4 separate regions of the Mus musculus genome follow, and regions 1, 3 and 4 are each linked to region 2. A link is a loop called in an ENCODE intact Hi-C map of the cell type or tissue named here. Cell type or tissue: heart. All regions are shown on one strand. Region 1 has its middle 35 kb from the start of Scd1. Region 2 holds the start of Sec31b (Sec31 homolog B (S. cerevisiae)). Region 3 has its middle 12 kb from the start of Scd1. Region 4 has its middle 20 kb from the start of Wnt8b.

Region 1 (8,000 bases), 170 kb after region 2:
CACAGATGACTGCTTTCACACAGCTGCCTGTGGATACAATGTATCTTTGTGACGTTTGTTCTTTCCCTTCTGCATTTAGCTTATTCAAATGGCCTCTTCCTTTGTGCCAGGAAGCAGCAGGCCCCTGGGGTTCTCCGTGTGAAATAGGTGTGAAGCATATCCTGGGCTTGCAGAAGGGCTGCAGGTTGGACCCTCTTAGCAAGAAGATGGACCTCTGACCGCCTAGGTTAGTCAGACTCTTTCCCTGAGAGTTCCTTACTTACCAAGACAAAGGAAGCCCCACCCTCATATCCACCCCTCCCCCCCTCACTCAATAAATGTCTATGAAATCCTGACAAAAGGAATCAAGAGTCCCAACACTGGGGAGATAAGAGCCAGAAGGATCTTTTTTGTACACCCTTTTTTGTACTACTTAGCCTGGGCTAAGTTGTAAGACATGGAAAGGGGGGACGGGGGAGAAGGAGGGAGGGAAAGGAGAAAGAGAAGAGTGGTTTCATATTCATCTTTTTAAAAAATGAAAACTTTAGCCAACTTGAAAATACAAAGTACCAACAAACTGTACCCACTTCTTGGATTTCTGTTGAGAAAGCTGAGTTAAGTAGGAAAGCACATACAAGAGGCTGTGGTGGTCAGTCTTCACAGAGCTGAGTAACCACATGCCCATCTTGAAACTGGGATGGGGCATGGGATACTCTAGCCAGGTCAGGCTTCTCCAGTCATGACTTTTGGCCCTAACATGACTGCATGCTATGTGTAGGTCTGAAAGCTAAATTAACCCTCTGCCAACTTAGCTTATGAAATGTTTCCCGGCAATTTATAATAATGTGTTGAAAGGCAAAGCCTGGCCCAAGGGCCTTTTAAACCTGACTTGCCTAATATCCACTCTTAGAATAAGGTGGAAAACACATAAAAGAGAATTTTCAAAAGCTTACCCTTCCATTCACAGGGTCTCAACCAGGGAAGGCATACATGTGTAAGGTTTATAAAACCAGCTAACAGACAGGCACATAACATAAGATAAACATAGCCTTTCCCCTTATTTTGACATTTTATAGACCTCTAATCTATTATTTGGGTTTTTTGTTGTTGTTGTTGTTTTGATTTGTTTTATAAAATAGGGTTTCTCTGTGTAGCCCTAGAGCTCAATTCTGTAGACCAGGCTGACCTTGAACTCACAAAGATCCACCTGCCTCTACCTCCTGAGTTCTGGCATTAAAGGTGTGCTCCACCACCACCTGGCTACAATCCCTCATCTTTATTTATTTATTTATTTATTTATTTATTTATTACATGTAAGTACACTGTAGCTGTCTTCAGACACTCCAGAAGAGGGAGTCAGATCTCATTACGGGTGGTTGTGAGCCACCATGTGGTTGCTGGGATTTGAACTTTGGACCTTCGGAAGAGCAGTCGGACGCTCTTACCCACTGAGCCATCTCACCAACCCTACAATCCCTAATCTTGAAGGCTGGATTCTGACTTCTCAAACTGATCAGTAGTCCACAGCAGAAGGTTTGCAGTGGGCAGAGCTGGCCCCGGTTAGCTCCTCTTTCACGCTAATGCTGTCCTGGGCGGCAGAGTTCATGAATGCCTTCCTGTGAATGCTGTAGCTCTCATGGTGAAGTTCCCATCATATGTCATTAAAACGGTCACCTTCTTGTGTCTGGTGAGGTATATGAGGGGTATAACACCTTGGGAAGACACACACACGGGCATTGCTTATCAAGAGGGACATTCTGGTAAGGCATTCTAGAGTTACAGCCTCTGGTCTAAAAGAGTAAACATACCTGGTCCTACCCCTTCTTCTCATGGGTAGTACCATGACAAAAGTAGGAGACAGGGCATTAAAAGATGGTGGGGTGAGGGGGCCACAACAGGAACTACTTTATGTAAGTCCATGTGGATACATACTTGCAATTTTTTTCATTAGCTTTTTATTAAAGTAACTCACATCCCTGGAATAGATCAGGTGGTGAGAGCTTACAGCAGGGACTCCCCCCCCCCTTCTATTTGCAACATTTTCACAGGGACTATTCCCTTGAATGCATCACTCTCCGAGTACTTGCCTTGACAACCCTTGAGTCTACCGAGATAGTCAGTCTTGGACTTGGGATGCAAGGGACACAGAACATACATCATCCCAAACTCCGAGAATTTTGTGAGGATGATGGAAAGAAGTTTTACTTTATTCCAAATTTTATTTGAATTAAATTGCTGGTACCTGTCTTACATCTCCTGCTCTGCTTTTGGCACACAGCAGGGCATCCTCAGACACACTGCTGGTATAGCACCTTTGGTTCTGCTAATAGCGAGCAATACTGCTCCTGCAAATGCCTTGATGAAAAAAGTTAAGACAGCTACTTTTGCTAATCATTTAGCAGAAAATGTTACTAATGCTCTGAGTGTTTAAGAGAATGTAGATAGGTGTTTGGAACAATGGATTGATGCTCTTTATTGATACTATATTCAAATTATTGTAAAGGAGGTTCAGAGTCTAAGAGTAAGGAGCCATCTCCAGTGTCATGCTAAATACCAATAGACTTGTGTTGCTTCTAACACTTACAATGGCAGTCACTATAATTGGGAGAAAATTCAAAGACACTTGCAGGGTATTTGGCATAATTCTAACACCTCTCTGGATGTTTTAACTTTGTGTAACAAGATTATGAATTTAAACAGTGCTGCTCCACTGAGTTTAATTCTGTGGATACTGCCAATAAAATTATTCATGGCTTAAGGTCAATATTTTCATCTTGGTCAAGCTTCAAGAATGGCTTATATAGCTTGAGCGTGTTGGCCCTTCTTGTCCTGGGAATACTTTTATTCCAGTCCATTTTGATAAAACTTGCCTTTAATAACATCATGTATCTTGGTGGCCAACGTATATAGCTTGAAACTAAAAATGGATTCCCAGACAGAGTCTTTAACAGGCTACCAGTGTGAACCAATGCCGTGTTTACTGCACCCTCCTGGCTGGAATATGACTTGGATCTGTCCCATGCCTGGTCATATTCCATCATGTGATTAGGGTAAGGGGTTTGAGATTTATTTAAAGAGCATCTGGAAAGATGTCTCGGCCTTTAAGACATCCCACCACCCACTCCAGTCCTGAGGGATCTGGCACCCTCCTTTGGCCTCTGAAGGGCACTGGGAATGCATGCAATGAACAGGCATACATGCAGACAAAACCATCCATACACAAAATAGTTGGGCTGGAGAGATGGTTTAGCAGTTAAGAGCACTGACTGCTTTTCCAGAGGTCCTGAGTTCAATTCCCAGCAACCATATGGTGGCTTACAACCATCTGTGATGGGATCTGATGCCTTCTTCTGGTGTGTCTGAAGACAGGGACAGTGTACCCAAATACATAAAATAAATAAATATTAAAAAAAAATAGTCATTTAAGAAGATTCTTGGAAATTGCTTAAATATTCCTTTCTTCACCAAATATTTATTCACCTTCACAGCACTCGAGGCCATCAGCACACACTGGCTTCACTTCTCCAAGGCTGCCCTGTTCACCCAACCCCGGATCCATCTTGCAATCATAGGCGCCCCCTTGTGGTACATGAAGACCTCTCATGTACTGCACGCCTCTGTAGTTATGTCTACACCTGCCCATCTACCCTGCTCCGTGAAGCCTCCGCCTTGCTTATCCACCAGCTTTGGATAGAAATTGTTCATAAAGGAAACAGAATAAGAACAGAGGAGGAGAGGTAAAGAAGACAAGGAGAATGGGGGGGGGGGAGAGAAGAGGAGTGGGATGAGATAAACATTGGCTTATTACGGAGTATGGGGTCATGGCAGGGAGTTCATTTTAACTACATATTAGAGGGTAGAAATACTGAGACTCAGAAAATGAAAGTGCATATTACCATGCTGACTTTAAGTCTAATTCTTTTGCCTTGCTGGAAAAACAAGATTATACTGACATTTATCTGACACGGAAAATTGAGAAAGGGATTTCTTTAGGTCACGTGGTCCACGTACCAGCGGTAGGAGAATTAGAGTGTGGTGAGCAGAAAGGAGGCAAAGTGAAGACAGGACACCCTTGTCACTACGTGCCCTTGGTTTAGAAATGAGGGATAGACTCAACAATGTGAGCTGAGGCTTTACCAAGGGGCCCAAATACCCTGGGGACAGACTCTTCCCAATCGATCTGTCATCCTGCCACTCTACCCTGGGGCATACATTCCAATTCCTGACTTGTTCCCTAGTTTTGAAAGCAAATGGATAAACATAATCTAGCACTGGGCTTACCGCTTGCATGGAATCTTTGTTAAAATGCATATTTGTTGTCTGAGAAAAACCAATGTGTAAGTGGTGGTTCTGACGATATGCTCGGAAATCTGCCTGTGAAGGCTGAAGTCCTGTTCCCCAATTGGTTCTTGATGGATCAATAAAGATGCTAGCAGCCAGTGGCTAGGCAGAAGAGGTGGACTTCCAGGTTCCCAGAGGCAGGTTAAGATGCAGCAGGAGGAGAAGGGGTCACCCACTCTGTGAGATCTCAGGTGGGATGGCCATTGGCCACTTCCCTGACTGGGCCTAGGGTAGCAGGCAGGAGATTAGAAACACATCTAAGCTGAGGGCAGATTTAGGATGCTGAGCAAGGAGAAGATAACTGGGCAACTGAGGGAAGGATTAGAGAGGTTTGAGCTGGAAGTGAAGAGAAGGGAGCGCTAGCTGAGGAAGGCTTAGAAGAGTCAGGCCATTGAGATAAAAGCATATTAAAAATAAGCTAATGTGTGTGGGGGGTCTTTCATCCGAGTATCCAAGGGGACCTGGGCAGTGGGCTTGTAGTGCTCTCTGCCCGGAGCTTAAAGCAGAATAGTAGAAACTACACAATTCATCAACAGGGTTTAAAAAGAGAACTCTTTTGTTTTGTTTTGTTTTGGCTTGGTTTGATTTGGTTTGGTTTGGTTTGGTTTGGTTTGGTTTGGTTTGGTTTTGGTTTTTTGAGACAGGGTTTCTCTGTGTAGCCCTAGCTGTCCTGGAACTCACTTTGTAGACCTGGCTGGTCTCTAACTCAGAAATCTGCCTGCCTCTGTCTCCCAAGTGCTGGGATTAAAGATGTGCGCCACCACTGCCCGGCCAGAAAGAGAACTCTTTAAACATCCCCCACACTATGGCATGGTATTATGGATAAGGTCAAGAAATAAATACCTAATGAAAGGTACATTGGTCCATGTACTGTAAGAAGGACAGCAATAAGCCAGATGCAATCACAATGTGGAAATGGCAGGTACAGGAGGCTTAGAGGGGATCTGGTATGGGGAGGAAGCCTGGAAAACTTTCTAGAGAGTTGGAAAAAAGCAGGGTTAGCTAGCTCCGTCTTAGTGGGAGAAGGATAGGGGACAGTAGCATGTAGAGAAGAGAGAGTACTCATTCTCAGGTTCTGCCATTGGAACATGGGAATAGAGGGAACGTGCTCAGAGACGAAGGACAGGCTTAAGCGGGAAGGCACCTTGTCCCAGAGGGCTGACATCGCCAGGCTTCACCCCAGTAAAACCAATAAAGAGTTCTTAACAGGGAGTCTGAACGCAGGGTGTGATTTTCCAAAGATCATTCTGGATGCAGTATGGTCAGTGACATGCACAGTGCTCCGGTGAGGAAGCCATTCCTGTGGCCTCGGTGACTGAGTCTGAGGGCTCTCTCCTGAGGAGAAAATGAAAAGCTTGAGATTTGAAAAGGAGGGCAAGGGTTGGAGTGTAGTTCAAGTGACTGGGTGGTTGCCTAGCCTTCATAAAGCCTTGAGTTTGAACCGATGGTGGCAACACACCTGTAAAGCCAGCATTTGGAAGGAAGAAGGAGAGGGACAAGGTTATCATCCTTGTCTACATAGCAAGTTCAAAGCCAGCCTGGGCTGTATGAGACTCTGCCTCAAAACAAACAAACAAACAAAACACACACATACACACAAACACACACAAACAAACAAAAACTGAGAAAGAAAGGTCTTATGAGATCTTGACAGGAAAGATCTTGGCCTCTTTGTTCCCTGAAGTCTGTCTTTTCAGTCTAAGGGGACTCGGGAGCGTCCCCTTTCGTCGAATTCCATGTCCAGTCATTTGGAGACTCAGGGCAGGGAGCTTCTGAAGTGACTGAGTGGGAGGGGACTAATAATTAAGTTATATAATTAGTCTTGGGTCGGTCAAATCCTCCCCGTTCCACGAAGATCAAAGATTTACTGTCAAGACTTGGAAGGCCAATGGAACTCATCTCTCACAGACAGATTACATAACATCCTTAAGCAGACATGAAGACACACCCCTATTGAGACATCTCTTTGCCTCTGTGTGCCGCTCAACCTGTGTCTGCAAAGGAGCTAGGCAGCAGAGAGACTAAAGAATATTTATTTAAGAGGCCCCAGGTTCGAGTCCCAGTACCTGCATGATAGTCCATACTACCTGTTGATCCAGTCTCTGGGAACATGAAGTTCTCTTCTGGTCTCCACAGATACTGGGAATGCACATGGTACACAGACATAAATCCATTTTTTAAAAGAAAGCAGGAAATAAAATAGTCTTTTTAAGATTATTGTGTCTCTTCAAGACTGTAGAACAGAAATCTAGGTCCACCCTTTCCAGACACCCCTGCCTTCCCAGGTCTCAGACCGACCTGTAAGAGCCCTGGATCCCACCAGCCCTGCAGTCTAGAACCTGCGCAGTACACGGCTTCCCCAGGCAGCCCATTCTTGGCCCCTTTGTTCCCTGAAGTCTGTCTTTTCAGTCTAAGGGGACTCGAGAGCATCCCCTCTTCTTCGCATTCTATGTCCAGTCAATTCACCGCCTTGTCATTCATTCACCTCCAAAAGTGCTGGCTCAGAAGAGGGTAGAGAGGATTGAGCAGGCATCTGAGGTCAAGAGCACAGAAAGCCCGATCTCTCCCCAGAGGGCAGGCTCTCCAGGGTATGGCAGGCTCTCACTGGGTGTGTTCAGAAACCAGGTGACATCAAGGAATAAGGAAACGATAGCAAGGATGTTTTCAATGGACTTTGTCAGCTGGCAGTGTGGTTTTGTGTGACTGTCCCCACAAAGCGCTGTTTGTAGTGTGCAGTTGAGGTTATGAGGATTAAGGGATTTAGAGGTGCACTCAAAATCATCCGAGCCTGGGACTTAATTAAAAACACGAGCGTTGGGCCAATGAGACGGCTCAGTGGGTAAGTGGCTTGCTGCCAAGTCCCATGGCCTAAGTTTGATTCCTGAAACCCACATGTGGAAGGCAAGAACAGCAAGCTATCTTCTGACCACAATGTGAGTGCAGCCCACGTACACATCCACTCACAATGAGTAATTTAAAAAAAAAAAATCTTCATTTCCCTCTCGCTTACCCATCTCATCTACCCAGGGATGGTTTTCCAAACCCCTCACACTCCCTGTTTTAAATGTCCACAGATCATTACAGTGCAGCAGAGGCTCCTTCAGTGGGTCCCTAAGATGCACCCAATCAACAAATATTCTTAACTTCAAAAGAGGTATGGCTTGGGGGCTGGCGAGATGGCTCAGTGGTTAAGAGCGCCAACTGCCCTTCCGGAGGTCCCGAGTTCAAATCCCAGCAACCACATGGTGGCTCACAACCATCCGTAACAAAATCTGATGCCCTCTTCTGGAGTATCTGAAGACAGCTACAGTGTACTTACATATAATAAATAAATAAATCTTTTTTAAAAATCCATTCAAAAAGCATGACTTATTTTAAAAAAAAAAAGTATGGCTTAGTGATGATGAAAGGGAAGCAAAATTCAAAGGATCTGGAGGCCTGGAATTTTCTGGATTAGGAAGGTGAGTGCACTCCAGTAGGTAAGTGCCATCTTTGTCAAAACCAAGAGTCTGTCCAAACACAGCAGCCACACAACCATAGATGCCTGCACTGATGGGTTTTAGACTGGTCCGTTAGAGCAGGGCTTCTGCAGGTTCCTCCTTCCCTGCCTGAGTCTGAGGCATATCCTCAGACGTAGCATCCTGTAAGCACACTTGCCAGTCCTTGCAACTCCAGTCAAG
Region 2 (8,000 bases):
ACTCAGGAACAGTTCATTGGGGGTGTGCTTACAGTTTTAAAAGCTTGGTCCATTATCAGCATGGTGGCAAGCATTGTAGGCATGATGATGGAGATGTAGTTGAGAGCTGCATCCTGATCTGGGTTGTGAGTGGGTAGGGAGGACGGATGGATAAGAGTCTGACTGGGCCTGCCATGGGCTTTTGATCTTAAACCCCACCCCCATTGACATACATCCTCCAACACGAACATGCTTCCTTACCTTCTAACCCTTTCAAAGAGTCCCACTCCCTGGTGACCAAGCATTCAGGTATACGAGCCTTTGGGAGCCATTCTTATTCAGACCATCACATCATTCAACTTAGATATGGGCTCCATTAGTGGATTATCTGGGCAGTTAAAAAGTGCAAAATTAGGGAGTGGAACTGAAAACGTTACTTTTTGAAGAATTCTTAGATTTATTGCGGGCTGCTGAGATGGCTCAGTTGGTAAAGATATGTGGTGAACACCTGATATCAATCTTTAGGCCCTACATGGTTGGAGGAGAAAATCCATTACTTCAAGGTGTCCTCTGACCTTTGCACATGTGCTATATATAGTGTGTGTGCATCCACACTTGCACACAGAATAAATGTCATTTTAAGAAGTTTTTTTTACAAAGATATACTCTTTAATCATCTCATTCTTAAATATTTATTTATTTATATGAATGTATATGGCTGTGTGCCACCAGGAAATGATGTTGGATATTCTGGGACTGGAGTTAGGCAGTTAGAAGCTGCAATGTGGGTGCTGGGACTTGAACCTTAGGACTTTAGTGCGATTTCTTTTGTGATGCTCCATCAGTGTGGTTGGTACTTCTGCTTTATTCCCTAATTTGGGAGTACTTTCCAAGGTTCAGCTGTGTGTGTGTGTGTGTGTGTGTGTGTGTGTGTGAGAGAGAGAGAGAGAGAGAGAGAGAGAGGAAGAGAGAGAATCTCCTGTAGCCCTGGGTGCCCTTGAACTTGCTGGGTAGCTTGGGTACCTGAAGATGACCTTGAACTTTTGACCCTCCACCCTGAAGCCACCACGACTACTGGTTTCTCTAGTGCTGGGAAATAAAACCAGGGTTTCAAGCCTTAGGGCAAGCAAGCACTCTCAGCCAATCCACACCTCTAGTTCCTAAGGCTCAGACCTTGTTCACTCCCCAACTCCACCCCCATCACCGGCTCACCTGTGATAGGACACTTAAAAAAAAAAAAAAGTTAAATGTTTAGTTGTAGCAAGAATGGTCCTGGCACAGATGGTGCCACACATGGGTGTCTATCTGGTTTCAGAACTGCCCATCAGATAATGGGCACCCCAGTTTCAGAGGTGACCCGGGTAGAACTCACCATGCATCAAGTGGCACTTTTGAACCAACTTGGGCATCTTCACCTGCCACAATTACCTCCACAGTTATCTCAACTTGAAAAGCATCTGTGATATCTTCACATTCTCTTTTCCTCTGCCTCAAGGTTTTAACTCTGTTATCAGCGACACCGGGTCTCCCTTGCTCTTGGGCCCCGGCTGTCTTGAATCCTTTCCTTTCTCAGTCAGGAGAGCCAGGGCAGCTCTCCTTCAGTCACCAGTATTAATCCTGACTTTCTTCACCGGTCCCTGGGCTGCTCTATTCCTCTTGTAATTGGGTCCCTGCCTTCCTCTCTTTTTTCTCCAAAGGGATCCATACTGCCAGATACAAAATACAATTGCCACTAGTGCCTCTGACCCAATAATTTTCAGTAATTCCCTGTTAACCGCAGAATTAATTGGTATTCCACAATTTATCTATCAGTACTTGTTCTTGATCAGTCTCTTTGACTTACTGTATGGGAAATGCCAGCATGCCCATTAGCTGCTTTGGCCCCCCTTTTTGCTGAAATATCACCTAGTGTTCTTTCAGCTCCAAGGAGTAATGCCCATGTCATGTGCCTGAAATCTTCCATGAAGTGCCTGGTTCACAGTTGTCTCTTTTTCCACACACAGCCGTTAATCAGTTTGTGGACACCCTCTACTAGTAGGCTCCAGTGTGCACCACTACTATTTACAACCTCGATTGCTTTTTAGCTAAATAGATCACACTGAGAGCTCATGGGCTTCCCTCACTTTAATAACTACATAATAAATTGAATTAGTGTTTTCCCTTTCTATACACAGGAGCCTGACTCAAATAGAATAGACTAGCATGTACTGGTGTGGGGGCTAGAACTGTGCAATCCCAGGGCAAGTGAGGCAGGCCCTGCTGGGAAACCTCTGCGCTATCGCTCTCGGTGCAGATTAGTGTTGAGGAGCTCAGCTAGGCGAGCAGAGGGAGTGGGTCGCCAGCTGTGGCCAGGGCAAATTGACTTTTGGCCCTCGGCAGCCGCCGTCCGCAGCGCGGTGCGCCCTTGGTTGGGACAGGACCGGCCCAGGCGGTCGCCTGTGACCCCTGACCTGGGCGCTCGGAACAGGTGGGTTTCCCCTGCGGGTCTGGGGTCCCGGAGCACCGCTCCTCCCACGGGAGGACGCCGGGGAGCTCGCCTTGACCACACCCGGGCTGCCACGCCTCTGGAGCACCAGTACGAATCCCCCCAGCTGGACCCGGTCCCGCTCCCCTTGCCACACAGTGTCCCCAACCCCGCCGAGGTCCAGCAGCGCTGCGCGCGCCTCCGACTGCCCCCCAAGCCTTGACTTGACCGGGCCCTCAGCCTGCACACTGTCGCGGTGCCCTGGCCAGTGGTAACTGACCGTCAAGCGCCTTGTATGGCAGTCAGCAGGCGAGAAGCCGTGTTGACCTTCTCCCTAAGGACTGGACTGCCAAGGGTCGTCCTCCCTGATAGTGGTTCCCCGACCCTATCAGCCCGCCACTGCTCTGGCTGTTCTGATCCTAACGAGGGTTTTTCTTATAAAATGATGCCTCAGAGCAAAGTGGATGAAAAGAGCATTTCTCAGCCGGGCGTGGTGGCGCACGCCTTTAATCCCAGCACTCGGGAGGCAGAAGCAGACGGATTTCTGAGTTCGAGGCCAGCCTGGTCTACAAAGTGAGTTCCAGGACAGCCAGGGCTATAAAGAGAAACCCTGTCTCGAAAAAAACCAAAAAAAAAAAAAAAAAAAAAAAGCATTTCTCCCGTCCTTCTGTCAATGGTTTAAGCACGTCATGAAAGCTTTGCTTAAATTAATATAATGGTTAAAAGCACGGGGTTTACATTGCGGCTTAGCCGGCTGTTTTCTATGTAAAACAAAGTAACAATTTATAGAAATTTCTAGTTGTGCCTGGCAAATGCGCTGTTGCTGGTCGCTGCGCTTCTGTACAGGATGGTTCTGACCAGCAGGTGGCACTGGTGACGAAATAGTGTAGTTCGCTGGTCACTGATAAAGCGGAGCTTCAGGAGTTTAGAAGCTCCCAGAAACAAGCTTAACTGACAGCCCCAAGCTTTTTTCAAGCTGGAAAGTACAATAGAGATTAAGTACTATTATCGCCTGCTTTTATAGGTGAGGCTGACCTGACTGGGTTGCTCAAGCAGGTCACAAATAGTTCTAAGTGTCCTTCTTTACCTTTCAGCCCTTTCGCTGGCCCGTGAGGATGAGACCTTGAGTATACATTAGAAGTGGAAATCACAGAGTTAAAATGAATGCGGTGTGGGGGCTTCACACTTGCCAAGTAGAGACAGGACGATCATTCTCAGTTACCTAGCAAGTTTGAGGCCAGTCTGGGCTACGGGAGACCATGCGCCCCCTCCCGCAAAAGGAAAGGGTCTGAAAAGATGGCTCTGTTGGTAAGAGCACCCGCTGGGTTCCCGGGGCGCTCACATTGTAGCTCACAGCCATCTGTAGCTCCAGTTCCAGGGGCTCCAACACTCTCTTCTGGCCTCTGAAGGCATTAGGTACCCGTGTGGTACACAGACATACATGCAGGCAACACACACACATATCTATGAATGTTATAATTTTAAATATATTAAGATAAGTTCTTACTTTGTATGTAGTCCACGCCAGGCTTGCCTGAACTTATGATTCTAATGCCTCAGCCTCTTGAATGCTTGGATCATAGATGTACATTATAGCTAGAAATATTTAATTATCCATTTCCCTTGGGAATTGGTACTCAGAGGACAGATGTGTGTCAATGACATAAATACAGGGTTCCCTGGCACAGATACAATATTTAAAACCAAGGGAATCAGGCAACGTCACTGAGAAATTACCTAGTTTGATGGTTATTGTCGGTAGAACTGTAGTAACCAATGTTGATTAAAGACCTTGGGAGTTTAGATAATCAGTTTTAGCCATTGGGTAAGCGAACTGTCAGATGAGCTTGTTTTTCTCATTCTGTTTTTTGCTGGACTACTTCATCTTGTAGAGAAGAGAGACCATCTCTGTGTCCACAGACGCTCCCTGGATCACTGGCCCTAAGATTTTTTTTTTAATTATTATTTCTATTTTTAGTGGGCCAAAGGTCATATATGTTTCCCGGAAACCATGAAGTTGAAAGAACTTGAGAAGCCAGCTGTCCAAGCGTGGAGCCCGGCCAGGCAGTACCCTGTGTATCTGGCCACAGGTACGATGACACGACAGACCAGGAGCTACTAGAAGTCAGCCATCAAAGGAAAACTCAGTATCTAGAATTCCTTAATGACCATGAGAGACAGCTGTAGGATTATGTCAGGTTGGGTACCTGGTAACAGCCTTGGACTAGGGCCTGAGGGCGGCACCTCATGCTTTCCTTGCGGTTACCTCTAGAGAAAAGGATGCTCCTATCTCTCTTCTGTTCTGTTTCCTCCCCGCTCCCTAACCTATTAGTACCCAGTATTTTCCCATGCATACATTGTTGCTCATTTGCTGCCTCTTCTTTCCTTTCCATGTGACTAGGAACATCTGCTCAGCAACTAGATGCCTCCTTTAGCACAAATGCCACCCTGGAAATATTTGAGATTGATTTCAGGGACCCTTCTCTGGACTTGAAACACAAAGGAATTCTTTCTGTCTCCAGCAGGTACTATGTTGGGTCTATGAGTGGGTATTCAGGTCAGACCCTGATGGATATACTGATAGAGGGTCCTAGGGGTGGTGTGTGCAATTCAGGGATCATGGGGGTGAGAAGTATGGGGAACAGGAGTTATGTTTCAGAGGAGGTCGTGCTGGTCAAAGGGACTTGAGAACTAACCACTTTCACCTTACTAGGCAGTGGCAGCAGCAGCAGCAGTATCAGGCAGCGTGCAGGTGATAGAGCTATCTTGCACAAGCCAGGACTACCTGTATCAGGTCTCCTTTTGAACCCATGGACATTGATTCCTCCCTCCCTTGGCTTTTGTTAGGACAGCAAGCTTACACAATACCACACTCTTCTGCCAACAAGGAGGATGACGAACGATCTCTCCTCATGGCTCTTGGGTGTTGATTGGGTGTCGCAGGTTTCGTGGCTCTTGCGAGCTGGATGCTCTGCTCGTAGGTTTCTTGGCTGTCTTGTGCAAGAGCAATGAAAAGAGGATCATTGATCCTCTCCTTTATAATGGCAGAAATGGCTGCAAGAAATCCTTGAGGAGCTTGGTAGGAGAGCACTATCACTGGGACCCTTCAGATTCTACTCAGTCCTCAGAATAAGCCTGAATTAGACATGCCACTACTTCCATTTTACATGGGCGATGGAAGCCTTAAGAAGGTGGACTTGGAATGGAAGCATGTTCCCATCTGAGTGCCAAGTCTTCTTCCTAGTATGTCACAGCTTTTGTCTTTAGACAAAGTCTTGCTAAGGCTGGCTTTGAACTCACTGTCCTCCCAACTCATCCTCCTGAGAAGCTGGTATAGATATGTCTCGCTGTACCTGGCTCTATTCCTTTTTAAGGGCTTTGTGGAAAATGGCATGTATAGCCTGACACAATAGTCAGCAGGTTTTTGTACTGTCAGGAAAAAAAGTGTAAATATTCACTATAGTCCACTTCATATTTAATAAGTAGTATACACGTTACCACACTACTGATCTTATATAGATATCAGGTATCTATATAAAATATGTAAGTATTTTTCTTATAGCTCAGGACATTTTCTTGACCGCTTTAACCTAGAGATTTTTGGTCTCTATTGCAGCCTTCCATCTGATAATTGGTAGGCCCCTATTCTATCTTCCCTTCTGCCAGTCATCTTATGCATTGCTGTCATGGAAAGCACAGTTGTGTTGGGTTGTAGCCTAGCTGTGATGCTAATTAAGCTGTGTGCTTTGGAGTGAGTTACGTTGGTTGCCTTGTATTTTCTCACTTACTTTTGAAGAAGAAGAAGAGATCATACAAGATAATTTCTTTTTCTTTTTCTTTTTTTAAAAGATTTATTTATTTATTATATGTGAGTACACTGTAGCTATCTTCAGACACTCCGGAAGAGGGCATTAGATCTTGTTACGAATGGTTGTGAGCCACCATGTGGTTGCTGGGATTTGAACTCAGGACCTTCGGAAGAGTAGTCAGCGCTCTTAACCGCTGAGCCATCTCACCAGCCCATACAAGATCATTTCTAAGACCCTGCCGAGACATGCACCCAGATCGTACATCCAGTCTCTCCCCACTTTCCCTGTGGGATTTCTCTGTCCTTTGTTTCCCCTTAAAATTTCTTAGGAGGGCTGTCAATGTGGCTCATGAGGAAAAGGTGCTTGCTGCAAAAGCCCAGCAACTGGAGTTCAGTCCCCAGAACCTACATAACGTGGAAGGAGAGGACCAAGACCATGATGCTGTCCTCTGACCTTCACATTGGTGCTGCAGCACACACACCATGAAAACCACAATATTAATAATAAAAAGATTTAAGAGCCGGGTGTGGTGATTCACGACTTTAATCCCAACACTCGGGAGGCAGAGGCAGGCGGATTTCTGAGTTCAAGGCCAGCCTGGTCTACAAAGTGAGTTCCAGGACAGCCAGGGCTATACAAAGAAATGCTGTCTCAAAAAACAAACAAACAAACAAACAAACAAATAAATAAATAAAATTTAAGCCCTCAGCCCTTCTAGGGGTTTGAATGAAAATGGCTCCTATAGGCTCTTACAGAATGGCACTATGAGGAGGTGTGCCACAGACTGGACTCAGTCGGTCCCTCAACCTGTGAGAGAATCAGGGTTCTGGTACTCAAGTGGACAAAGAGTCTATGGGGTGACAGACACCAGAGAGAGTATTGGATCTGAGTGCAGTTTCTCAAAGTGAGCATCAGACTTATATTACAGAAGAAAGCAAGGAAGCTAAGTGATACATCAAGGTACATTGAGGTTACAGAGGAATGCATACATAAAAGCTGACAGGAACCAGGCAGTGTTTACAACTGGGATAAAAAGCAGCCCCACCTAAGGTCAGCTTAGTCCTAGAAGCCAGGGGCAAGGCCTTTATGCCCTTGCCATAGTTCCAATTCTAGTCTTTTGTATAATCCACCTTCTTCCTAGGCCATTGTAAATTCCTGTATATGGGAGTGACTCAGCTGTTATTCTAATTATTTACTCCAGTTCCTTCTTAGACCACAATCTTCCTTCTTCCTAGGCCATTGTAAATTCCTGTATATGGGAGTGACTCAGCTGTTATTCTAAGTTTACTTTGTAGAACTAGTCCTGAGATTTCTAGTTCTTATCCAGTAAATTGTAATGCCTGACTCCTTTCACTATCTACACTGGAGGCATTTCTTCTGAATGAGTAGCATTCTTACTAAATTAAAAACCCAAGGGCAGCTCAACGATTTCCTAGGATATTGGAACACTGGTGGAGGCCAATCTAACGTAGCTATATGTCAAATCATTCCTTGGAGGCACTTATAATAAAACAATACTGAAGGAAAGCACACAGATCCATTCACTGACTGATGCAGGGACAAGTTTAGAGCATTCATGCTATGGGATGCAAAGACTCCAAGAGACTAAGTTTCCGTAAAACTGTTTGCCTCAGAGCTGTGGCCAAGCTTTTGGGCCTGTCACGCAGTTTCCACTGGAGTGGGTATGGCAGAGATGTGGCCTTGTTGGAGTAGGTGTGGCCTTGTTGGAGGAAGTGTGTCACTGGGGT
Region 3 (8,000 bases), 120 kb after region 2:
GGCTGTGCTCTCAGTCAGTGTTATCCCACACAGTCCTACAGGCAAAGAAGCCCAGAGTCCCCAACAGCACATCTTTTTTTTAATCTTTTTTTTTTTAAAGATTTATCTTATTTATTATATGTAAGTACACTGTAGCTGTCTTCAGACACTCCAGAAGAGGGCGTCAGATCTCATTACGAATGGTTGTGAGCCACCATGTGGTTGCTGGGATTTGAACTCAGAACCTTTGGAAGAGCAGTCAGTGCTCTTAACCGCTGAGCCATCTCTCCAGCCCATACAGCACATCTTTTTATCCAGCCCTCCCTGTCCTGACCCCATCTTCACCAGTCCTTCCTTGCCCATCCAGTAACCCCCAGGACCTGACTACAGCATCTACACTCCTGCTTGCCCTCCTACCAAGTCCCTATGGGAGACGGAGTGAGGATACTGGGTCGGAGTGAGGCTGTGAATGGGGCAAGCATCTGTTTCAGGTAGGGTGGTCGAGAGACTCCTTACCTCAGTATTCCATGCATCAACCACGCTCCCCTTCAACCCATGAGTCCCCAGATAATGACTGTGCCAAGTGACCTTTCTAGCAGACCAGAAGCCTGGCCTCTGTGTCCTGCGGCAGGCAACACTGATGCAGGTAGATGAGAGACACCAAAATTTCACATCTTCCTCTGATCACCTGCCTTCCACAAAGCCATTCAAGCTCCCTTCAGATTCTCACACCCCAGGAGAGCCCTCTCCCAGCCCTAAACCTATGGTGCAAAGACAGAAATGGAGACAGCAACTGGACACCAGGGTTCTCTGTGTCTTCTCCTGGTATCTGTCTTCAGGCTTCTTGGGTTGAGGCTCAGGGAGAGCCACACTGGAGACAGTGCAGAGCCTCATGGTCACAGGGAATGGGGGCCACTCTAGGCAGGATTGTCCCAGGCTCTGTTCCCTGGTTTCTGCAGTTCCTGCCCCCCTTAGGACTTCCTACAATACTCATGGGGAAGACGGCTCCTACTCTTAAGTTAGAAATAGGAACACAAGCTCAAACTGGCACCGACAAAAGACAGCCAAGGGACCAGCACCTGAGAGCAGCTTCTACCCATCTATGTGGGGAGGCTGAGATCCTCTCAGATACAGAGCATCAATGGTTGGACATCAATGACATTAATCCTCTCCCTCTCCTCCTCTCTCTGTGTCCTCTCTGCAAGGCTCGGTCTAGGACAGTGAAGAAAAAGTGGCTGTCGTATTCCTGAACCTGTCACATGAATTTCCTGCCCAAGGCCTAGGCACTGGAAAGGGGTGACTCCCTTCAGTCTGCATCTAAGGACTGTCTTATCCTCCCTAGAAGGACAAGTGTCCATCTCTCCGCTGTTCCAGACAGTGAGATCCACTGCGGTGCCAGCTTTCCTTGGAGAAAAGAGTGAGAAGCTGGGCCAAGGGGGAGCATCTTGCATTGGATCAGCTGAGCGAGGAGGGAGCCAAGAGACTTTTATACAATTGCACAGGGACTCCTGACAAGGGTCAGGAACGGGTGTCAACAGTGTGGTCCCCAAGAAGCAGAGGGGAACATGAGATGGTTTCCCATTCCCTTGGGCAATCCTGAATTCCGGTGGAGGCAGGGGTCTGAGTGGACCTGAGGACATCCTCCTCGTGTGACAAGTCTCCTCATATGACAGAGCTCCAGGCCACATCGTCACTCTCCTGGAACCCATCCAGCCCCTTTTCCTGCTCAGTACTGAGCCCTTTTCCTCCTGTGTGGATCACACTATACCGCCCTATGGGGCAGGCTATACCGCACAGGTTGAGAAATCTCAGTCAGCTCACTCATTCCTCTGCTGTTTAAACTTACTCAAGAAGCCACAAATGTTCTAGTCAAGAGGCATCTCATGAGAGTTTTTCCCAATATTTCTCTAAGCTCTCAAGCTTCAGGGCCCACTCGACTTTTCCTGTTAGACGGGTAAACAGAGGTCAAAACGGCAGGCTGTTGCCAAGCCAGGCTGGGTGGTGTTCAAAAATGGACTATGCTGCAGGGTTCAATGAACTGGGGTTAAGGTGAGGTTATACAATACATGAGACTGAAGACATAGAGGAAGCCAGAAGAAGGCCTCTGGAGAACCCCATTAATGATTGAATAGTTCAAATGAAGAGACCTTGGAACCCGGCATCAACTCTTGCCTAACGAACAGCAGATGAAATATGAAGAGGATAAAGCCTGCCTTGAAGCCAGGTAGTGGCCTTTGGTCCCAGCACTTGGGAGGCAAAGGCAAGTGGATCTCTGAGTTTGAGGCCAGCCTGGTCTACAGAGTGAGTTCCAGGACAGCCAGGGCTACACAGAGTAACTTTGTCTCGGCAGAAAAACAAAACAAAAACAAAACCAAAAAAAAAAGCCCTACCTTGATCCATGTTTGAAGAGGTTATTCAAAGAAAAGCGAGAGGAGACTGGCGGATGTAGACTGGTCTTGTAGTTGAGCTCTGTGGATGTGTTGGTCTGGATGTGTTTATGAATTTGCTTCAACCTGAATCACAATTTAAGAACGATTCTTTTTTCTGCAGATGTCTCACCCTAGATGAATGTCTATTTATCTAAATTATAATTTATTTACGCTATTATGCCATAAAACAGATGGGGGCAGACAGTATGTGTGGAGTGAGGACCCCCAGACTCAGGCTGCCTCTTGACCAGCTAAGCAAAAGCTCATATATAGTTCGTGTCAGCCTCAAGCTCACAGCAATCCTCCCGCCTCAATTTCCCAAGTTTTAGGATTATAGGTATGCACCATCGGGTCATGCACCCCTTTTCTGCCCTGTGGAGAGGGTTGTGGAAAACCGAGCTCCCCCGAGATTCAGAAATAATTTGTGCCCACAAGCAGAGGAGAGCAGACCAAGTTCTAGGGATCCTCAGGTTGGCTTGAGGCAGCCAGGAGCCCTCGTGGTCACAGGAACATGAGCCGAGCTGAGCCCAGATACCTGCATCAGATCCTTCCCTCCAGGTCTGCAACCAGCCTCATTTCCATTACGAAACTGGGTTATCTCCTTAGAACCTGGAAAAGGGACAGACGTTCATGAAAGGATGAGACAAGCAGGCAAAAACACCCAGAGATTCGGTTTCTGTTTGAGAATTGAGAAATGGTGGCTCTTTATCCCTTCGTCTCTTCCACCTTCCAATCCCAGATCTAGGACTCAGTCAGCATTGTTGACAACAGCTTCTCTTACAATGATAAATTTTAACAATGAAAAAAAAAAAAAGCTTAAATAAATTACGACGTAGTTTCAAAAGGAGTGATCCTGGAAGACTTACTTGTGTTTTGGAATGATATCCAAGGTCATAATAAAGTATTTACCACGTACTGTATTGTCACATATACCTACCGTGTAGCGGAGTCTAACCAGGATAAAATAAATTTGAAAATAGCAGTGGTCATTTCTAGGCAACTCCGGGTGCTTTTCAGCTCTGCCTATTTTTTTTCTGCAACATTTGATGTTTGTTATAGTTGGAAAACAATTGCCTAAGGCAGGACAGCAGTCTGTCTTTCTGAGACTTGAGGGTTGTTCGATCCTAGACTCAGAGATTCCTCTGCAGCTCGGCAGGCCATTGTGGCGTCCTCCAGACAGTGGGGACATCCTATGAATGGCTTCCTCATGGCTTCCTCTCTGCAGGTTCCAGCTGGAGGGGGAGGACTGTGGTAGGATGTGTGCTGAGTGTGACAAGAGCCAGAGTGAGAGGGACAGCAGCTCCCAGAGATTCACAGGAATGGGAATGGAGCTGGAGGGAAATGGCACTGAGGTGAGCTTTGTAAGTGGGAAGAAAGAAAGGAAGAGAGAGAGAGAGAGAGAGAGAGAGAGAGAGAGAGAGAGAGAGAAAAGAAAAGAAAAGAAAAGAAAAGAAAAGAAAAGAAAAGAAAAGAAAAGAAAAGAAAAGAGACAACAAACAAAGCAAGCATGCCTGTCATGCACTTAGCACCCAGAGGCCAAGCATGTGATAATATATTATCTCAGTTAACTCTCATATAATCTGTGTGTGTGTGTGTTATTCAAATGTGTGTCCATGTATGTGTTATATACAAGTATCTGTATTTGTGTGTTGGATACAAGTGGGTGGGTGTGTGCTAGATACAAATGAGTGTGTGTTGGATACAAGTGAGTGTGTGTGTGTGTGTTGTACACAAGAGTGTGTATGTGTGGACGGGATGGCCGTGAAAGTCAGAAGTTGGCACAGGCTGTCACTACGGCTACACTTTCTCCTTGAGACAGAGCCTGTCCCTGAACTTGGTGCTCACCTTTCAGCTAAACTGGTTGGCCAGTGTCTTGGTTGTTTTGTCTGTATTTGTCAACCCAACACAAGCAAGAGTCACCTGGGAAGAGGATCATCGGTTGGGAAATTACCTCCATCGGATTGCTTCTGGGCAGGTCTGTGGGCTGTCTTCTTGCTTAATGATTGGTGTGAGAAAGCCCAGTCCACTGGATATGGCGCCACCTCTGAGCGAGTGGTCCTGCGTTGTGTGATAATCAGGGCTGAGTGCACCACGGGGAACAAGCCAGTAGCCAAGCTTCCCCCACAGCCTTTGCTTTCGCTCCTTCCGTCAATGATCAACTGTGACCAGTGTAAGCCAAATAAGCCCTCTTCTCTCCACGTTGCTTCTGGCCATGGCCTTTATCACGGCAATAGAAAGCGAACTAGAACAACTGGTGTGCCCCAGGAGCCTCACAACTCTCCCCCCCCACACACACACACCCTATCCCCAACTCCACTGAGGCTCCAAACCCAGGGCCTCATATTTGTGCAGCAAACACCTTACATGCCGAGCTGTCTCTCAGGCCCACCTCTCGAATTCATAGAATATCATGGGGTCAGTGTTCGTGGTCAGAAGAAACTGGGGTTCAGAGAGATTACTCGCCATGGAATTAATCTTCAGTATCAGGACTGTGATAAAAAGGAAAAACATCTGCTTAATTCACACAGAAGACCTTAATGATGCTTTTCCCGGTATGGCCACCAGGTGGCAGCAGGTCCCTAGGACCTACCTCTGTTCCCACTATGGCTCTCCTCCAAAGGGGTCCTAAACTGGCACCAATTCTCCCCCCCATCCCCTTCCCTCTGGGTAGCTGAAAGCTGTTGTCTGGCTCTGCCAACAGATCCTAACCCCCAGGGATTGGTCACTCGAGGTGTCTGGTAGCCCTCTGGGTGGAGTTGGGTCCTCTGAGAAGCGGGCAGAAACTACACTACCTTGCAAGCCTTCTGGAGAAGAGGTGGGGCTGAGCTCACAGGAGTCAGTGGCTCAGATGCTCACTTCTATCCCTGAGCGAGGGAGATGGGAGTAGGGAGTTGGTGAATTACTGTGGTGTGGCCTAAAAAGGTGGGAATTTGTAAAACTTTTAGCGAGTCAAAATCGGCCACCAGAGGTGTCCTGTATCCGCCAGGACTAGGCTTGCTTTCTGATTGGCCTCTCTGTTTCTGGGTCAGGAGCTATGAAGGGGAGTGTGGCCTCAGGTACACATTGCTGGTCAGTGGCTCTCCCTGTAATTGGAGCTCCGTGATACAGGCCTTCTCCTTGCGGCCTCCTTTGGAAAACTGGCAGGCTCCGCTCTTGGGAGTGACCACCTGCTTCCGACCTCTGAAGGGAGACGCCACTCCTTACCCCCCACTTTCTGTGCTGACCACCCTGCCTTCTGCCAATACCTTCCCAGCAATCAGAGCATAATCTCCGCACCCCTCCCTGAATGGGACCCTGACGCTGGACACCCAGACATTCTCACCAAGTCCACTCTGGCTCTTCCTACATCGTTGATGCCTTCTTGCTTAGAGTCCTTAACTGTGGATGCCTGCCAGCCTCAGCACCCCTGACCCAGGCCCAGACACCAGCCTGACTTGGCAACAGGTGGCTTGGCCAGCATCAGGTCTCACACCATTTTTGGACAACCAGTTTCTCGGATCACTCTACCCGGTAGCAGAGTCAACAATGAGGTCACTGCCACGAGCAAGACCAAGTAGATGACAGGCAGCCATCGCTTTGCCAGGTGGCCCAGAGGGCAAGGTTATTATAGGGCAACAGGAAGAATATGCTGGCACCTACCTGACTGTGGAAAAAAGGTTTGTGAAGAGAGTGTTAGGGAAGAGAATGCAGGGCTGCTGGGATTGTCCTGGGAACCAACAGATCGCAAACCCCCTCTGAGTTTCTATAGGTGTTCTGTAAGGTTGGAAGCATTGTGGTGAGGCTGAGCTCTTGACCCCCACCCCCATGGAGAGCCCACCTGTGGCTCTCTAATCCACTAACAGGCATTCCCCAAGCACCTATTATACCCATTTTCCCAAGGAAGTTTACAGATCCCAGGCTGCCGGACTCCCAGACACCAGAGGGGTTCAGAAAATGGCGCATCCCCACCTGTATGATGGGTACACCTTTAGTAAATGCGACCTTTTCTCTCTGCATCCTTAGCAGCACACGTTGCTCCAAAGGAATTCCCCTCCTTGCCTCCTAACACCCAGGAACTTGACAGCCTGGCTTCGGAGAGCTGTGGGCTACTCACTAACCACATGATTGGAAACTTTCTGCTGCAAGGGCCTGGTTTCTCTCTCTCTCTCTCTCATCAAAGCCCCTTGACATACTGTCTGTTTACCTTGGGGACTGAACTCACCTGGGAGCCTCCACCATGCTGTCTGTCTGTCTGTCTGTCTGCCTGTGGCCTTAATACTCTTCTAATGAATCTCTTACCCAAAAGAAGTTTGCCTCAGTGGTCCCCCTTAAACTCCAAACCTTCCACTGTTTTAACAGAAGACAGAGACTGCAAGAGCCTGTCTGAGGCCAACAACATGGCCAATCCAGAGCCCCTTTGGGAAGAAAGAGGAAAATAATCCTGGTCTTTGAAAGGGAATCCAGCCAGACCCTAGCAGGGAACAGCACGAAAGGCCTGGAAACGCACCACAGTTACATTCACTTGTGCCTTGGGTTCCAAAGGCAAAGCTGTGGACCTGGTTGGGTTTTCCCTTTCCCATCTTGGGCAGGGAGGCAAAAGGGATTGGAAAGCAGAGGAGAAGACATTTTCTAGACTTTTCAGACTGTCCCTTACTTAGGGGTCAGGACAAAGGGGTCTGTTTGGAGTGTGTCCATAGGACACTGGGTGGTGGGAGAAGCAAGAGAAGCGGGGGGGGGGGGGGACTGGTAATTCCTTTCAACTGTACTTAGCAGATCTGTTCTGTGGCTGGAAGAACCATGTAGCAAGAAAAACGTGCAAAGTCCCTGCATGCATTATCAGACTTAGATTCTGGTACCTTTCTGCCACAGGATCCCCAACCTTAGCAACTTTTCTGAGGATTAAAGAACAAAGGTAGCACCCAGGTGGTTGTCACAGAGTCACAGAGCTAAGATCATAGTACACAACATTAAAATGCTGCTCCATCCTCCTCGAGCCTGTTTGCTCACCCTGCCCAATTTTAGGGGTTTCTCTGTCTAGAAGGCCTCTCCTTCCCTAAACGGTTACCCCACTTGACAGGCTGTTTGCGTCTGTATCATCAGGGACTGGCCTGTGTAGTTGGCTTTTGTGCTTTGTCCCATGTCTCCTAGAAATCTGTGACCTCCCCAAGGTGCCAGGGAGCTTTGTTTAGTTGCTCCTCACAGAGTGGAGCATTGGATTTCTGCTGGGCACAGAGGAAGCTCAGTCAACACTCGGGCCCCAGGGAGTTATCTTGGCACCGAAGGATGGCATGGGAGAATCACAGACTCCTGGCTGAGAAATGCTCAGGGGAAGCTGGGGTTAGGTCATGGCCAGCTGCCCTCTGGACTTCACAGCCCTGCTGTGGGCTGTTCAGTGCTGTGTCAGTGCGGACCAAGGGTGACATCAGTCCAGGGAGGTTACTGCAGGGTGAGGCAAGATGGGCAGGGACAGTGGGCTGACTGTCTACGCTCCTGTGGAAGCAGAGGTTACATGACAACAGGGAAGGCACCTTGTATCGAAGTAGGGGGAGGGAAAGAGGGTGAAGGTGGCAAGAGTCCACCAGGTGGAAGGAGGGTGGCAAAGGCTAGGATCTG
Region 4 (8,000 bases), 71 kb after region 2:
GAGGATCTTTCCACAAGTAAAACTGACATCACTGTCAGGACAATCTTGTCTGTAAGCTGCTGTCTATCAACATTGCTCCAACACAGTCCATTCATTCACTCAGCGTCTATGTCATAGGTGCTCATGACAAGTTAGGTGTTGCCTGGGCACTAGGGATTCAGCTGTGATGAGCAAAAAGAGCCTTTGTTGCCATGGTGATATCACAGGGACGTGGAAAACAAACGGCAAAGGGTTTCATTTGATACATAGTGTGAAAGAAGATGATGGAAACAGTAGGAGGGTTTTAAGCAGAGAGATATCATGACATGGCTTATATTCAGAAATGTGCTCTGGTTGCTGAGCAAAGAAAGGATTAAAGGACTCACAGGCAGGAGCTGGGAGCACCATGCAGACAGGCTCTGCAGTGGTCCAGGAGCAGGGAGCAATATGAAGGCAGACTCTATAGTCATCCAGGTCGAAGACGAGGGTGATTTTGCCAAGAGCAGAAGCAGTAGACAGCAAAAATTTTCCAGTAGTTTGGATCCATCCTTTCCAAAAGGAGCTAAGTTTCTATTATTTTTAAAATTAAAATAATACAGATGCTGCTGCTGCTGCTGCTACTGCTGCTGCTGTTGCTGTTTGAGACAGGGCCTCTCTTTTTAGTTCTAAATGTCCTGACTCGTGGTTCAGGTTGGCCTCGAACACACAGAAATTCCCCACCTCTGCCTCCTGAGTGTTGAGATTAAAGGTCTGCACCACCAGGTAGGCTTTTGTAAGAACCATCTTTAGCAATGTTTTCTGAATGGTATGTGTTTGTCCATCATCGGAGGCCTGGGAGAACATTCTTAGAAATGACAGCTCTAATCAAAGCAATGCCATTATGGTGTTGGGCAGTCTTGATGAAGCTGTGCTTTTGCTTTTGACATCAGCAATGGCTCCCCCTTTTGGTCGTTTCCTTGAAATCACTCCATGCTTATTGGAAATAATGCCAAAAAGATGTGTTAGGGCATATCCAAAAGAAGCTTGTGTGCCAGGCTGTCATGTCACTGAAAGTGTGTCTTTGCTGTGTTGGGCATCAAATCCAGAGCCTTGTGCAAGCGAAGCAAACACTCTACCACAGAGCTATCTGGTGCTCCCTCCCCTGTGTACACCAGGTACACATACGGTGCCTATATATACATCCATGCAGGCAAAGCACTCACACACAAAATAAAAAGGAATCTTTAAAAAGAAAAACACTATTAAGTTACTGTGTGTGTGTGTGCACCTACAACGCTTGCATGATTTTATGTGCACTCTGTAATTCTGGAGCTACAGATAGTTGTGAGTGTGGGTGCTGGGAACAGAATCCAGGTCCTCTGGAAGAACAGAAAGTGCCTTTAATTATTGAGCCACATGTCTAACTCCTTGAGACACAGTCTTGCCATGTAGCCAGGGCTGGCCTCGTATCACTGTGTAGGACAAATTGTTCTTGAACTTTTTACTTCTCCTGCCTCAGGCTCCTGAAGGTTGAGGTAACAGGCCTGTGCCACCACGACCAGCTTCAGTGAAGATGTTTATGAATGAAGGGACGTCATGATCAAAAGCATTTATGGACGAGGTTAACTTGCATTGGCGCGGTCTTGGGATCGATTCCTGCCATGCCTCGCTCCTTGACCCAGGATAAAATAAAGATTGGAGTAAGAGTGAGACAGGAAAATCACCGAGAAAACTCTTGCACTGCACAGATCAGAAATAATAAGGATCTAGATTAGAATGGTGTAGCTGGAACTGCACAGGGAGTAATGGGTCGGCCCACAGAATGCCGTGGAACCAATGAGTGTTAGTCAGAGGGATGGAAGTATTCAAGGATGGATGCCAGAGATGCTGAGTCTGAATGCCAGGCGCCATCACAAGGAAGTAAGATGCGGAAAGAGAGCCGACTCAAGGATAAAAGAAGTAGGATAGATTGTTTCACAACTACACAGATATATAGCACTTAAAATGGCTAAGGTGATACAAAGGACATTGTGTTTTTTTATGAAGAAAAGAAAGACGCAGAAGTTGAGGAATTGTGTGGTAACATTGGGCTGTTCTGTTAGCAACTGCAGGCTGGAGGGAAGAAGGCCATAGTTGTGAGTTTTCCCGTATATTACAGGAACAAGTGCAGACCATTTGGCTTAAGTCCTGCTATGGAAAAGTGCCTAGTGACCCTGTGCGCTTGTCCAAGAGCCTTGAGTCTCCAGAGGTCGGACACTTCTTGGCTTTCTTTTCTTCATGGGATGTTGGTGCTGAGGCCAAGCAGCTGTCTTCAGAACAGGGCATAAAACCCCATGCGCATTGTGGGTTCACGGGAGTGGAGGGCATTGAAGAGAGCAGCATTGAAGAGATAGCAGTAAGGCTGTTCTCACTGCTGGGAAGAGCTGACACTTGCTAGACACCATGGGCAGCCTGGGTGCTCAGTAGAGACCAGGATCACATTTAAGGCTTACAGCAGCCTCGGAGGCAGGCAGGTGACTGTCTCCGTTTGCTGTCAGGAACAGGAAACATTAGGAGACATTTTAAATCATCCCACAGCGAGGAAAATGTTAATTCAGGACACAAACCCAGATCTGACTGATGCTGAGGACAGCCAGGTCCTGTCCTGTTTCCCTCCCTAGGACGCTCTCAGTACACTGAAGAAAGGGGACACTGCAGCTTGGTTCTTGGAATCCATGACAAGGTGGGTCACAGGGCCACTCACTAAATGGGCTTCAGGAAACTGAGCAGGCTGCCCTGGGCATGCAGATCCCTAGAGCATACAGCAGAATTCTGTTCATTGTTACTGAACTAAGAAAAGGGAGTTCACGGAGTCCCACAAGGGCCAAGCCCCTTAAGATTGCCTCTGCTCTCTTATTTCTTTGTAAACCACACAACAACAACATCTGGTGAGATCTGAGGGAATGGTGACCGAATGTCTCCCCACATTTAGGAGTCAGACTTTCCTGGGAAGCAATCTGGAAGTCTGTAAGAGATTTCCCTTGGCGATTGTGTTGGAAGCCAGGTTTGGGAACTTTTGGAAGCATCCCAAGAAAGGGGTGTTGAGAGTTGGGGTGGCTTTCCTCATGGAAAGGACCAGATGAGGAGGATTCTAAGGAAAGCCAGTGGACATAAATAGCCTGCCAGCTTCTTTCTGTGATCTCCCCCTTTTCCTACCTCCCTGTTTATGCCTTTTTATGCCTGGTTCCTGCAGTCATGAAGTTTTCCTGCCCCTTGCAGGGAGGACAGTAACACTCGGAACAGCAGCGCCGCACAGTGGAAAGGAACAAACACTACAGCGCCAAGCACGTCGCAGGATGGCACTTTAGTAGATCCAGAGGCTGCAGGTGCCCACGTGTCCTGCAGGGGGCAGCACGTCCCTACATGTCTACGTAGGGACTGTCTGGAGGTCATGGGTGCCTGAGGAGAACTCCATGGAAAGGACATGGGGTTGGAGATCTGTGTCTGAAACCTCAGTCATCCACGTTGTGAAACTAGAATAAACTGGAAGAGACTAAGTGCTGAGGCGGGAGCTAGCCTTGTCTTGAAGTTGAACTTAATTGACTGTCATGGTTGGTGTTCTGGGTGGCTTTCTAAATACAAGTCTGACAGACACTTCTTCGAGAGAATTCTTTTTTAATATGTACATGGGTCAGACATTACTTGACACATTAGGCTTCTCTTTTAGTGATATTTCAACACTGTGACAGGTAGGTTTGTGTTGGTAGGACAGTGTTGGGTCACAATAGTACTGGTTTTGTTGTTTTGTTGTTGTTGAGGGTATTTGTCTAAGGCTTATTATTGCCTTTATTGATTTGTATGTGTGTGAAGACACATTTGCTTATGAGTACCAAGTGCATGCATGTGCCCACAGAAGCCAGAATGCTCACATACCCTGGGACTAGAGTTACAGTTGTAGCTGCTTATGAGTGTGGGAACGGAACACCATTCGTCTTCAAGAGCAGTAATACACTTAACCATTGGGCCATCTCTCCAGCTCCAGTAAGGTTTCTCTCCTCTCCCCCTCTCCCTCCTTAATGTAGCTCTGGCGGTCCCAGGGACTTACTATGTAGACCAGGCTAGCCTTGAACTCTGAGACACACCTACCTCTGCTGGAATTAAAGGCAAGCACCACCACATCTGGTTTAATTACACATGTTTTAATTGGTCCCCACCTGGTAAAATTCTTTCCTCTCCCATTTTACATTTCTGATGGTTGCTCCTGGACACACTCTTATCAATGGCACGATTAGTGACTCAGCGAAATCAATACACCCAGAATGACTATATAATAGAGAATATATAAATGTCTACTCAACTACTTGGTTGGGTTTTTTTTAATTAATTAAAGACACTTCAATGCTGCATAGTATTTGTATATCTTTATACAGCACAACTGGTAATTTATGGCAGTTCAATGCATACAATGTATAATAATCAATCGGGATAGTAAACATTTCCTTCTCTTCAAACATGAGTTATCCTTTAAAGTTATTATTAAATTACTTTATTTACTCTGTGAGTGTGTGTGTGGGCAGTGTAATAGGCATGGCACATACGTAGAGATCAGAGGATAATGTGGGAGTTGGTTCTCTCCTTCCATTGTGTGTGACCTGAGGGTCAAATTCAGGTCACTGGTCATAAATAGCGAGTGCGACCACCCACTGAGCATCTGGCTGGCCCAAACGCTGGTTATTTTTATATGTTGGAAATGTTATCCTTGAGTCAATATGATTCCATCCTATAAAAGATTAACTTAATAGTTTCCGAGAACACTGTATTTGAACTTTTTGTGTCTGGCTTATTGCATCTGACACAATGACCTCCGGTTCCACCTGTGTTGCTGCAAGTCACAGGTCTTCATTCTTGTTTGTGGCTGACTAATACACCATTGCATACACCACATTTCAAACTCTACCCATCCTCTGAAAGGCGTGTGGGTGATTTCACACTTTTATCATTGTGAACAGCGCCGTAATCACCATGGGAGCACAAGTGTCTTTTGGGGGTAACAATGCCACCATCTTTGAACTTATACCAGTTGTGGGGTCACTGATGCCTATGGCTTCTATATTCAGTTTTGTGAGAAATTTCTAGATTGTTTTTATGACTGTTAGAGTTACTGTTCCCTTTAACAACTGTCTTATTGGTTTTTTTGAAGGGGAAGGTTTGTTTTGTTGTGTTGTCTCTTTGATAACAGCCATCCTAACTGGGTGAGGGGAAAGTTCACTGGTTTTTAAGATTTATTTTTATTATTTTTTTAGGTATGTGTATTTATTTCACCTATGTGCATGCATATGTGTTTGTGTATGCTCTCTGTTCCCCCATCCCTCTCTCTCTCTCTCTCTCTCTCTCTCTCTCTCTCTCTCTCTGCGTGTGTGTGTGTGTGTGTGTGTGTGTGTGTGTGTGTGTGTTGTAGGCATTTGCAGAGGCTAGACTGGGAGAGGGGTATCAGATACCCTGCCTGGCGCTAGTTACAGGGAGTTGTAAACTGCATAAAGTGATTGCTGGGAATTGAACCTGGGTCCTCTGGAAGAGCAGCAAGTACTCTTAACCACTGAGCTGTCTCTCCAGTCCCTGATGTTCAGCTTTTGAATTCCCTATACATTCTGCATATCAATCACAAACAGAAGATTGGAAATAGGTCTCAGCTATAACTAATAATCAACTCAGAGTGGATCAAAGGCCTCAGGCCCACGAATGGTACAAAGGACAAGATCTCATCCTTTCGCAGTTGAATGTTATGAGTTGAGTGCATGCTGCTGGAGGGTTTTGGTTTGCTTGCTTGCTTGGGCTGATAGAATGTTTTGGCCATTTATCTCTTGATGGGCATTTGGGTTGCTTGGATGATGTAATGAACACGAGAGTGCAGGTGTCTCTTTGACAAACCAACTTCGCCTCATTTGGATAGCGTTCCAATACCGAGCCTTTCAGTACTTTGGTATGTTAGTCCGTTTTATTGAGACAGGGTCTTGTGATCCCTGACTGGCCTCAAACTTACTATATAGCTGGGATGACATTTAATGTCTGACCCTCCTGCCTCTATCTGCCTAGTGCTGGGATTGCCAGCCTAATTTTAATTGTGTGTATGTGTGTGCCATGGTATGCACGTGTATACACGTGTGTGCTGATGAGTACATCTGTGCATGCACTTGTGGAAAGCAGTGAAGATGCTGGCTATCTGCCTCCCCTTCTGATTTAGTCGCGCACTGAACCTAGAACTTATTATTTTGATAGACTGGTTGGCCAGCAAGCTTCTGACCGACTCTGCCCAGGAACAACACTGAAGTGACAAGCATGTGTGCCTATGCCGTGCTTTTCCTTGGGTGATCTGCCTGTCTCTACACTCCAGTGCTAAGCACTCCCAGCTTTTTAATGGGACTGCTTGGAATTTAAACTCATGATCTTATGTTTGCACAGCAAATGCTCTTATCCACTGAGCCTTCCCTCCAGTACTTTCCCCCTAGTTTTTAATTTTGAGGACCCTCCAAAAATGTTTTTCAAAACAACTCGCTTATTTTAATTTTCACTAGCAATGATCCTATTTTATAGCTCTGTGAGATTGAACCACTGACCTACATCTCTAGACCCTTATTTTTAAAATTATTTATTTAATATATTATGACTACACTGTTGCTGTCTTCAGACACACCAGAAGAGGGCAACAGATCCCATTACAGATGGTCGTGAGCCACCATGAGGTTGCTGGGAATTGAACTCAGGACCTCTGGAAGAGCAGTCAGTGCTCTTAGCCACTGAGCCATCTCTCCAGCCCAAGACCCTTATTGTTAATAAATGTACTTGGGCCTATACTTTGGGAAGAACATGGCGATGGCTATTTCTGGTCCTCTTCTTGACTACATCTGCAATGAACTATAATCCAGAAATGAAAGGCATACCTGTGGTCAGATCTTGAGGCTGGAAGACACAGGTTTCTGACTTGGTTCTTGTCATGGAGATCTTGAGGCATAGTGGCCATGAAAAGCTTAGGCCCAGGCAAGTTAGTACATGCCTTTAATCCCAGGAGACAGAGGCAAGCAGATCTCTGAGTTCAAAGCCAGCCTGGAACAAAGCAAATTCCAGACCCAGGCTTGGTAGTACACACTTTTAATCTGGGGCACACCTTCTACTAGAGGCCTGCATCAGGACATTGGAAGAAAACTTCACCCTTTTTTTTTTTTCTGTTCAAATTGCATGATATAGATATTAAGGTTGAATAATGAAGAAAGATATTTTAGAGCGCATGCATTGGGAATCACATGAATTTCTTGAAACCTCAAAGCCTGCTGCCAGTGACACACCTCACCCACCAAGGCCACACCTCCTAATCCTTTCCAAACAGTTTTGTCAATGTGGTGACAAGTATTCAAATAAACGAGCCACTCTCATCCACACCACCACATTCCTAGGCCCTCACAGGCTTGTAGCAATATCTGTTAATGCAAAATGCATTTAAGTTCAGTGACTAAAGCCCCTATACTCATTCACAGTTCCAACACTGTCTGAGAGTCCACAGTCCAAGTCTCCTCTGAGAGTCAAGGGAATATCTTCATGGTAAGCACCCGTGAAATCAAAAAGCAAATCATATACTATTGCCTGAGCTTTTGTCCCCGCCGGCAAGAACACACTCAGGACAACCGGAATCTTCTGCGGCAAAAGCTTTATTGCTTACTTCTCAGGAAGACCCCGAACCCGGAAAATGGCGCTGCTTATATAGCCCGCAGCATGACGTTTCAGCACCTGATGTGGCGTGACAGCACCTGATTAGTTGCTCGCCCATCACCCCATTACTACGCCCCAAAATAGGCAGTGACTGGGCGTGAGTTCACTCTCGAACCTGTGTACAAGGCTTGTGTACAAGGCTTGTTTACTAGTTAGGCACAGTGGAGGCCAGTGCCATCTTATAATGGCGATTGCTCGCGGCACGCACGGCTCTCCACAATATACTTCCAACATACAGTGGCGCATAAGATAGATTGCAAAACGGAGGAATGGAGGCATGGGTGAGGAAATATTGAACCAAA

Evidence for each region. Peaks named below come from ENCODE experiments on the same cell type or tissue, not always from the same donor. Only the 100,000 strongest peaks of a DNase experiment are listed, where the experiment ranks them.
Region 1: it touches region 2 in a loop (12-fold over the local background); 20 of 42 quality-filtered maps call a loop at or near these places.
Region 3: a loop joins it to region 2, with 3 times the contacts of the local background. A loop is called at or near these places in 2 of 42 quality-filtered maps.
Region 4: it touches region 2 in a loop (2.7-fold over the local background); 22 of 42 quality-filtered maps call a loop at or near these places.

Annotation. Positions count from the first base shown.
Region 1 is chr19:44,368,720-44,376,719 of GRCm38, reverse strand. No RefSeq gene overlaps it. Among named protein-coding and RNA genes, the nearest start is that of Scd1, 35 kb to the left of the region's middle. In heart, a CTCF peak has its summit at 3,555 (motif pointing left); a DNase peak (open chromatin) is centred at 3,559; H3K27me3 peaks cover 1,814 bases.
Region 2 is chr19:44,540,234-44,548,233 of GRCm38, reverse strand. Sec31b (Sec31 homolog B (S. cerevisiae)) reads left to right here and starts at 2,386. Exons shown (of 26, transcript NM_001033343.1): 1 at 2,386-2,446; 2 at 4,422-4,533; 3 at 4,845-4,968. The coding sequence starts at 4,455. In heart, a CTCF peak has its summit at 3,305 (motif pointing right); DNase peaks (open chromatin) are centred at 2,463, 3,313 and 3,663; H3K4me3 peaks cover 1,284 bases; H3K27ac peaks cover 863 bases; H3K27me3 peaks cover 597 bases.
Region 3 is chr19:44,416,179-44,424,178 of GRCm38, reverse strand. No RefSeq gene overlaps it. Among named protein-coding and RNA genes, the nearest start is that of Scd1, 12 kb to the right of the region's middle. In heart, a CTCF peak has its summit at 4,972 (motif pointing right); DNase peaks (open chromatin) are centred at 1,618, 5,118 and 7,758; H3K27me3 peaks cover 2,847 bases.
Region 4 is chr19:44,469,659-44,477,658 of GRCm38, reverse strand. No RefSeq gene overlaps it. Among named protein-coding and RNA genes, the nearest start is that of Wnt8b, 20 kb to the left of the region's middle. In heart, CTCF peaks have their summits at 931 (motif pointing left) and 3,315 (motif pointing right); DNase peaks (open chromatin) are centred at 2,198 and 3,228; H3K27me3 peaks cover 416 bases.